2 separate regions of the Homo sapiens genome follow, and region 2 is linked to region 1. The links are chromatin contacts, found by Hi-C or POLR2A ChIA-PET in ENCODE. All regions are on one chromosome and are shown on one strand. The core of a region is the stretch at or near the end of the contact, and the rest is flanking DNA. Distances in the headings are between cores, read along the strand shown.

Region 1 (4,784 bases), core at 1,150-3,649:
GGCTAAGGCAGCAAATAGGAGAACACTCATAAAGAAATTTTAAACTATATTCATTGCAAAAGAAAGCAGAGTAAGCCAACCATAAAGGAAATGGTAGTGGGGTCACCAAGGGCTCGACAGGGCTTCAGCCAGGGCCTCAACAATTGGGATTTCCGAAAGGGAAGCAGCAATGCCTGCTGTAGCTGCCAGGATCCTATAGTTTGGGGTGTCATCACTTGACCTCAGCCACTGGATGGCAGATGCAATTCCCCTACCCATGACTGGGTACAAACTTTGCCATCAAGTGCTATTAATCTCACTACCAGCTTTTATTGAGGACTCACTCAGACAACCTTGGCAGGGAGGCAGTACTGGGACATCCATTTTATAGTTGAAGAAACTAAGACTCAGACAGGTAAGTCCGCCCCCCAGAATTACAGAATTACAGAAGTTGGTAACTGGACTTGGAGCCTTTGTCTTTCTGACTTTAAGACCCATGCTCTTAACTATCAATCACCCTATTCTATCTCCCTTGTAGCTGAATTCAATAATATTAAAGCTGAATTCAATAAAATTAAATTTTAAAAATAAATAAAGATTAAAATGCCCATATTGAGTTGGAACAAAGATATGCCACCATGAGACCCAGACAGCTTGATGGGCTGGCTCTCAGCAGAGATGTGCCCCACTCCCCAAACCCAAGCAGTGGGACCTAGGGGATTTGGGGAATCGGAGAGAGTGCATAAGATGCAGGGTCATTCCTCCGGGAGTGGCGGGAGAAAGGAAGGGGCCCCTGCCACTGGGATGGCAGGACCACCTGTTCACCTGCTCTGCTGAACAGTTCCCATTCTCCCACCCAAGTTCTGGCCAGCAATGGCATCAAGAGACTTTTGTGGGTGAACAGAGTTGCCCTCTATAAAACCAATCGCAAAGTATAAGGAACAGCCCTCTATAAAACCAATCTCAAAGTATGAGGAACACTCCTCAAAAGATGATACGTTGCTAGGGCTGGGCCCTAGCAACATATCATCTTCGATTTCACCTACAATCTTCTTGACCATATTTACATTTTAACATGTACAACACTTTAGGTACAGACACTTCTATAAAACTGTTAGAAGTGCAATGAAAATCAGCACTTCTTTTATTTGTCCTAAAATTATTTTCCTCAAACCTTGTACTTATGGTTTTCATGGAATTTGTGTGACCTTCCCTCTTTTAACCTCACTGGGCCATTTCATTTGCACAATGAAAGCTTTGATCTAACAAACCTCCAAGGCCCCCTCCAAACGCTAATGACTAGGATCTCACATCCCATATTCACCTTTCTAATACATCACTTTCATACTCAACCTTCTCCAATCTCACTTTTCCAAAAGATCCTTGTACTAGTGATGACTTTCTAGGATGACCATTAGTCCATAAGATGCCTTTGCATGAATCAGAAAAAGATGCTTCCTTCCTTCAAATGGACGCAGCCTGGCCTCAGAGCCTTGAGTCATTCAAGGTGTTACCTGGCAAGCCCTTAACCTTAAATATCATTGCAATCTTCAGAAGAGCCAGCTTCAGCCCATGAATGCAACCACCCAGGAGAAAAAATGCCTGAAGGAGTCATTCTGGTTTTACAGGTACAAATGCTGTCCATAAACACACACACACACACACACACACCCCCCCACACACACAGAAAAACCCACGAAGATCTTTCTCTTCTTCCCTCTGCCCTCAACTTTTCACTGATGCTTTTCTTTAAGGGCAAATAGTTGCCAAGGTCTATAACTGCAAGCTTTGCAACTCCCCGTGGGAGCCAAGCCTGCCAAGTGTGGTGCCTCAAATAGCAGCCCCCAAAGCTGTGGGGTTCACTGAGTATCATTCAAGACAGAAGCAGGAAAGCATGTGTGTGACCACAAGACCTCAGAAAGGAGATGGGGCTGTACAGAGATCCTGGCTGGATGATCAAGTCACTAAGGTCAAAGGTAAGGGCAAAGACTCAGTCAAGAGAAACAACAGAGCACCTTCAGCTCATCAAAAAAAAAGATTAATGTATTAATCGGAACACTAAGCATTTCTCCCTTGAGTATTTTCTCTTCCTATTTACTGATCAAATCTTTGTGAATGAAAGCACAATCCTCTTACTGGATCAAGAACGACACATACACAAAAGCCCCTCAACTGAAAAATCAAGTCGGGCAGGTCATGATTTCACCTTTATGTGAACAGGATGCAACCACAAAGGCCTGGATAGGGAGCTGGTGGCGCAGCTCCCACCAGCGTCATCGTTAATAAGTAAGCAGCAGCGGCCTATGCAAAGCTCTCCTCGCCCTGGCAAGCACACTGACCAGGTCTGAGCAGGCACGACCCAGCGGTGCCAAGAAAGCACAAGGTCTGGGGCAGAGCAGGAGGGAGGGGAGGTGTCTGTGTGCTGCCGAATGAAGCTCAAGTGGCTGGATCCAGCTCCGAAGGCCAGAAGCTCTAAGCAGCCCCTTCTACACCACACCACCCACTTCCTAATGTTGTTTTTCCCACCGGCGGTGGACTCTGACTCTGGGTGGCCTTGGGGGTCCTGGAGCTTAAGACCATGCAGAAGCTGTCACTCGGGAGACCAGAAGTTCAGAAGTAGGAGCTGCAGCCGCCTGGGTCTGTGGTTCTTGGCTGCCCCGAGAGGCAGTTCCTCTGCTTGGGGAGAAAGCAGGGTCTTTGTGGCAGTGAACAAGGCTGTCCTCAAGGAGAAACGGGGCCAGAGCTGCTTTGTTTTCTCAGGAAGGCCTGAATCATTAAGGAGAGAGCAAGCTCTCGAGCACACAAGATGAGAACAAATCAGCCCCGAGAAGCGGGGAAGGGTCTACTGAATGGGCCCTGGGCAGCTGGCCTGGGAGGTGCAATGTTGGAGCGTCTCAACCGGTCCAAAATAACCACACCAATTTGCACACGAATAAGCAAACACAAAACCCCAAAGCGAGGACATTCAAAACCGAAAGCAGCTGCTAATCACCTGTTTAATTTTTTTTTTCTTAAATTAGCTGCAACGAAGAATTTTCAAACTCTCAAATACAATACACGGCTTAACATTTTCATACACCTGTAAAACCAGTAAGTTAAATCCCATTACAAAAGACTCCAACTTATAAAGGAGCAGTTCAAATACAGTTCTTATCAAATATAAACAATGGAAAATGATTTAGGCATAAAACATCAGTCACTGGAAATTAACATTTGAAAAAAATTTTTTTACATAAAAACCATCTGTGTATTGAGATGGTGCACTCTGCTAAACCACAGGCCTAATTAGGAAACTAGGAACCAAGGCATTACAGAGCAATGCATTAAGTTTTGTGTGTTTTCGTCTTTGGGGGAGGGGGGATCTTGCTGAAATCTTATCAATACTGTGTTGTTCTTTCTTCTCTGTACATCTAAAATGATGTCTATGTCGGATTGCTAAGAGTGCTTTTGGCTGACAGACAAAACACAACTTGTCTTAGTCTGGGGTGGTTCTCCCTGCTGACGTCCCCACCCAAGGATAATCTGCTTAAGAGTCCAACCAGGGCATCAAAGTTATCAAGAAGATAAAAATGAAGAAACATGCCCGCCAAAAAAGAAGTTATGCAAAGAGGGGAGATCTGGTATGTGTGGGTAGTAAGGTCCAGAATTAAACCTTTCTTTCCCCGTCACTCTCTTTCCTAAGCAAAAGATTAAAAAAGACTGGCCAGGCACGGTGGCTCAAGCCTGTAATCCCAGCACTTTGGGAGGCTGAGGCGGGCAGATCACCTGAGGTCAGGAGTTCGGGACCAGCCTGGCCAACGTGGCGAAAACCCAACTCTACTAAAAACAGAAAAAATTAGCTGGGCGTGGGGGTGGGTGCCTGTAATCCCAGTTACTTGGGAGGCTGGGGCAGGGAGAATTGCTTGAACCCGGGAGGCAGAGGTTGCAGGGAGCTGAGATTGTGCCATCGCACTCTAGCCTGGGAAACATAGCCCATGTCCTAGCCTGGGAAACATAGCCTATGTCATCTAAATGCCACTTTACATCTTCCAAAGTATTTGATGGATATCTTAGTTGATGCACCCAGCTCAGAAACTAAGTCTCAGAAAGGTTAAATGGCACATCCAGGGTCACAGAGCAAGTTATTAAAAGGTGAGCCAGAGTCTGGAACCCGCCAGGCCCTGCCTGCCCCCATGGCCTCTCAAAATAGCATTGCCAGAACAAGGGAGGGGGTTTGGCCCAACCCTCAGAGCAAAAGAATCATGTGGTCATGATCAGTGGTAACCACGAAAATCAGCATGTGATTATAATTCAGGAGTCTGTGTTTTGAGGGTAAAGACACCAGTTCCACTTGAGTTTTGGCACGCATCCCTAACAGAAAGGTCTGAGGCAGAAAAGGAAGAGAAAAATAAGGGAGACCAAAGAGGACAGACCAAAGCTGGACATACACTGTTGTGTCTGTTCAGCACCCCTGTCTTCAGGGAACCTACCCAGTTCCAAGGGACTATCCATCACAGACTGGTCCAAGGGCTGGACCTGTGACCTAAGCAAGGCCAATCAGGGAACTTTCCTGACAGTGATATGCAGATGCTGAAAGAAAGCAGTACTATTTCCATGGGAGCTGCCAAGCTCCTATGTGCATCCAGAATCCTGACGGCCACTTCACCAACTCATGGAAAACATTTACGTGCAAAAGGAGTGAATGAGGCCAACCCACAGAGAAAAGGAGAGAGGAGAGATGAGGGACAGAGAGAGCCATGGTGACATCACCGGAGCCCTGGGACCAGCTGTGACAAAACCAGGAAAACTCCTGGACTTTACAGTTA
Region 2 (4,784 bases), core at 575-3,074, 86 kb before region 1:
CTCGGGGGTATTTACCAGGAAGTCTGCGGCGACTCCTCTGGAGCCAGGCAGGTTTAACTGATAAGTCTCTCTTTGGGACACTGGCAGTGCATCCTGGGGAAAACATCCATCATGGAATTTCTATGAAAAACGCCCAGATATCAGCTACTCTTCCTATGCTAACACTCCACTTTTTAAAAATTCAGCATTGTGAGGAGAAAAGGGGAACTATGCCCCGTGAATGCCAGGAGCTGAGATGGGTCCTCCTGTTTGAGTGCTGAAAGGGCCATCAGCACAAAGCCATGTTATCTAAACCCCTGAAAAGCTGGTGGTTGAAAAGGAAGAGCAGGCAGAGAGGCTTAATTATAGCCACAGAGCGGACACCTCCCCACCCCCCGCCAACCCCGGGCTTTCCTCTGGATGTGCCTTGGAAGGTTCCTTCTCCTACCTGGGCCACCAGGCCTTGGGCAACCAGAATAATCATTTCTGCCCTTCCAGGGACAAAGTTCTCCAGCAACAAAACAGGATGGCCTAGTGGAAAGATCTGTGTCATCTCATGGGCCCACAGTGAAGGGCTCTGGGCATCTTCTCCGTGCTGTGTTCTTTTTTTTTTTTCTTTTGAGACGGAGTCTTGCTCTGTCACCCAGTCTGGAGTGCAGTGGCACGATCTCAGCTCACTGCAACATCTGTCTCCCGGGTTCAAGCAATTCTGCCTCAGCCTCCCGAGTTGCTGGGATTACAGGTGCCCGCCGCCACGCCCGACTAATTTTTGTATTTTTAGTACAGACGGGGGTTTCACCATGTTGGTCAGGCTGCTCTCGAACTCCTGACCTCATGATCCACCTGCCTCGGCCTCCCAAAGTGCTGGGATTATAGGCGTGAGCTACTGTGCCTGGCCCGTGCTGTGTTCTTGCCTGTAAACTAGAGCAGATAATAGAATCTGCCTCCTAAGGCTGCTGACGGTGCACTGTAGACGCTGTGTGAGCAGTGGCTGTCATTATCAGACAAAGGATGCCTAGCCATGTGCAGGAATTCTGCAGGGTCACTCAGGCCTTGGTAATCTTGACCCTAAAAGGCCTCTCGAGTCCTTTCTAAAAAAGGGTTTGGGGTGAGGGGAATGGGGCAGAAGTCAGCAAGCACTTAGGTTCTCCCGTTTCTTGTCTTCTTCCCTGGCTCTGCCCCCATCCACCCCAAACCAAAGATGATGACCGGATGTCAGCTGCAATTCCTGAGAATCCGTTAGGGCATCTGACACAGACACCACTGGACTCAGGAGGAGAGAGGCATCTGCCCAGTTTTTGGTAAGGAAGAAAGCAAAGTGGCATCTGCTGAGGTTTACTGTCCCAGGCACGTTGCCCTGGGTGCTCACCCTGTCCTCAAAAGCCCCTAAGGTAGGGACAATGATGATCCCCTTTTGTCTCTGGAGGAACTGAGGTACAGAGAGGTGAAAAGCTTTGCCCAAGGACACAGCTAGTGAGTGACACGGTTCAGGCTGACCCCCTGACAAGCCTGTCTCACACGGGCAGAGCAAACACATTCAGGGGGCAGGGAGGAGATGGGGTTTTACGTGTCAGCTCAGCCCCTAACTTGCTCTTCGACCTGAGAGACCCCTCCTAGGCACCCAGTGCTCCCCTCTGCAGATGGGAGTTGGTTCTTCCAACCGTGTTCTATGGATCTGTGAGTCACCAAGTTCTAGGGCTTTCCCACTCAAGCAGCCTCTCTCAGCCCCTTTTCCAGGCCTTTCTTTGGTGGTTGGGGTACAGATTGGGCAGCCGAGGAGAGGCAGTTCCTGCCGGTGCCACGTGTGCCCGGCACAGCTGCCAGGAAGTCCTATTAGTCAGCACCAACAGCTGCTGCCACAAACACGCGGCACAAACGGAGGAGACGCGCCCAAGACTCTGCTGAACCTTGGGGGTGGTTGGAGAACGAGAAGAGCCAAGGAAAAGCAGGAGTCCAGACCTTCCAGAGGGCTCCACACATGGCCCCCCACTCCCTTTACCCAAGGCCGAAGCCACAAAGTCACCTGAAGCCAAAAGGCCCCACTCAGCCCCAGCCAGCCGGCTTGGCTGGATTTTGTTGTCCTAAGTGGGCCTTCAGCTGCAGACAGGCACAGACATCAGCCAGGCAGACAGGCCGCAAACGGTAGCTGTCCCCAGAGCCCTGAAGCCCCCAGCCATCAGGTTTCCTGTTTCCTCAGAGCAGGGAAGGTGCTGGCAGGTGGGAAGTAACCCCTAACCCCTTCAAGGTGGGTTTGTAAGTATAGGGTCTCTCCCATTAGCGCTTTTCTTCATCCCTTCAAACTTTAATAAGGATGATTTTTGTAAGCATTCTCAGGCTCTCCTGTTTCAAGGAGCATTAAATTTCCAGCACTGTCTGCCAGAGGTATCCCAGGCCCCCAGCGTGCCGGCAGGAGATGCCATTCTACACACCTGTCAGGAAGAAAGGAAGAGTAAGATGGCCCCAGGCCAGCACCGCCTCCCTCGCTCCCACCCCTCTGTTCTCTGGGCATTCCAGGGTCTCGTCAGCAACCCCTCTTGATTTTCATCCAGTCTCATCTTGGGCAACAGAACCTGGGGTTGTGGGTTTTTTCCCAGAAGAAGAAACACACGAGGAGAGGCCAGTGGAGAACAAAACACCCATTTCTTCCGGGAGAAGGGGAGGGGAGATGGCTAACTGCTGGTCAGGCTGTACAAAACCCTATAGAATCCCACAAACCTCGTGCTGTTTAAGAAAAATAAACGCCCACACAAAAACCTCTCCAAGTTCTGAATCTTACAGCAACTCCCCTTTACAAAAGTGAGGTTGTTTATGCTTAAAAACCAAGAAGGCAAATGTCTCTAGAAGGTTTATAAAAATCAGCTGTGTTGGCCAGGCGCAGTGGCTCACGCCTGTAATCCCAGCACTTTGGGAGGCTGAGGCGGGCAGATCACAAGGTCAAGAGATAGAGACCATCCTGGCCAACACGGTGAAACCCCGTCTCAACTAAAAATACAAAAATTAGCCGGGCGTGGTGGCACGCGCCTGTAGTCCCAGCTACTTGGGAGGCTGAGGCAGGAGAATCGCTTGAACCCGGGAGGTGGAGGACCCAGTGAGCCGAGATCGCACCACTGCACTCCAGCCTGGAGACAGAGCAAGACTCTGTCTCAAAAAAAAAAAAAATCAGCTGTGTTGATGTACAGGACCATGAACCCACGCGGAGGCCAGTTTAAATGTACAGCCAAGCAAGGGAGGTCTCCAGGGTGAAGGGAAGAATGCCTCCCTGAGATCCCTTCACCCTTCTGTCCTCCCCATGAAGCTACAATTATGAAATAAATAGTGAAATAATAATGAAAGAAACCCCTGCAGGCATCATCTTTGCCTAAAACAATGACTACTATTGCTACACACCTACTGTGTGCCAGGCAACATGCTTTAAGTACTTCCCATATGGCAATTAATCTACATAATGTCCCTTATGAGGCTGAAATTACATGCATAAGTTTAAATAACAACGAAAAGGAAGAAAGAAAGCACAGAATCAGGCTGAGAGAAAAGGGAAAAGAAAGGGACCCTGGTGAGAGATGCCTTCTGTGCTGGACCTCACAGAGGGACTTTGTCTTATAGGGTCCTGTCTTCCTAAAACAAAGTCTCCAAGAAGTTCAGAGATTTACAACATTATTGAGTCCTGAAGCTGCGATTCAAAACCCAGTTCCAGCTGAGTGCAGAGGTCTGTCTATATGCCAATGATACTTTCATACTTCTTGAAAAAAAATCTACCTCCCAGCAGTGAAAACCAGCCAGCCCAGCTGGTTGCAGGGTGGTGAGGTGACAGAGCAGGCAGTGTGTAGGGCATGGGGACACCTCCCAAGGGATTTAGGAGAGGCAAGAGGGGTGGACCAGAGTTCATACAAGCTATTCAAGAGCCTCAGGGCAGCAATTTAGCACCAAATGCATGAAAAAGAGTCAGCCCTGGGCCTTGGAGGGAGTGGAACCTCTCCCTCTCCTTGGTCAGCCATCTTGTCCTCATGAGTCACCAGGCCCAGGCAAGGGTGTGGGTGGTTCTGCAAACCCGTCCCCGTCAATGGAAACAGAATACAAAGACTTCATCCTCACATTAGTGGGTTACCAGCGTCACTGCCTCCTACAAAGCGCTGCCTGAAAACATCCGTCTCCAGCACGACCAGGTCCCTGCAGCCCTGGGAGAGCGGCAGGGGGCAGTGTTGACAGGAGCAAGCTGGCCAGAGCTACAGCTCCCACCCGGGATGGCCCCTGACCCGAGGCCTCCTCTGAGCCCAAGGGAACCCCTCTGGCCTAGTTTCCTCAGGAGTAAAAAGAGATAGTCCAGGTCTACTCCCTCAAACGTTTCTGTGGCTTAAAATACCAGAAACACCAACATCCCAGGCATAAATAAGGGTACCTGTGGCCTCTTGGCGGACCAGAGGACCAGGGCAAAACCTGCTTCCCCACCTCCTCAGTCCTTACCCTGCACGCCAGGAAATCACATCCACACCCATGCACAGGGGCACATAAATGAACAAACCCACGCTCAGACTCAGTACACAGAGTATGTGAGCCTGCACAGACTGCCATTCATTCAAGTCCCATGGCAGCCTGCCAAATTATAAATAGCCCAGCTCGTTTTTAAGATGACCAGCGTTCAGCAAAGCCCTCTGGCCTTCAGCAGTATATGAGCCTCCTCTTAACCTCTTTTAGCTAGATGCTCAACAAGGAATCCAGTCTGACCCAGCCACGCTACACACACACACACACACACACACACACACACACACACACACACACACACACACGGATAACAAACCCCAGGT

What was found. Hi-C counts contacts between places; a loop is a spot of excess contacts on that map. ChIA-PET counts read pairs that join two places held with the same protein, here RNA polymerase II (POLR2A). Pooled maps may share reads with other maps.
Region 2: a loop to region 1 is called in a map of OCI-LY7, with 6 times the contacts of the local background. The contact joins two enhancer-like sites. A Hi-C loop is called at or near these places in 8 of 168 maps with a recorded cell type or tissue (Calu3, GM12878, HepG2 and 5 more), 33 of 37 single-sample maps with no recorded cell type and 12 of 50 pooled maps. POLR2A ChIA-PET finds 5 or more read pairs at or near these places in 8 of 52 experiments (B cell, GM10248, GM12878 and 5 more).

What each region holds. Positions count from the first base shown.
Region 1 is chr17:57,355,071-57,359,854 of GRCh38, reverse strand. The region is part of intron 5 of MSI2 (musashi RNA binding protein 2); the gene reads right to left. Among named protein-coding and RNA genes, the nearest start is that of MSI2, 100 kb to the right of the region's middle. Within about 2 kb of position 2,399, at least 23 of the 41 ENCODE cell types and tissues checked have a DNase peak (open chromatin) inside an H3K27ac peak, as active enhancers do; they include OCI-LY7, gastrocnemius medialis and heart right ventricle, where a contact is called at or near this core.
Region 2 is chr17:57,440,396-57,445,179 of GRCh38, reverse strand. The region is part of intron 6 of MSI2 (musashi RNA binding protein 2); the gene reads right to left. Among named protein-coding and RNA genes, the nearest start is that of MSI2-AS1, 170 kb to the left of the region's middle. RefSeq lists silencers at 860-929, 4,392-4,451 and an enhancer at 3,922-3,981. Within about 2 kb of position 1,824, at least 15 of the 41 ENCODE cell types and tissues checked have a DNase peak (open chromatin) inside an H3K27ac peak, as active enhancers do; they include OCI-LY7, gastrocnemius medialis and heart right ventricle, where a contact is called at or near this core.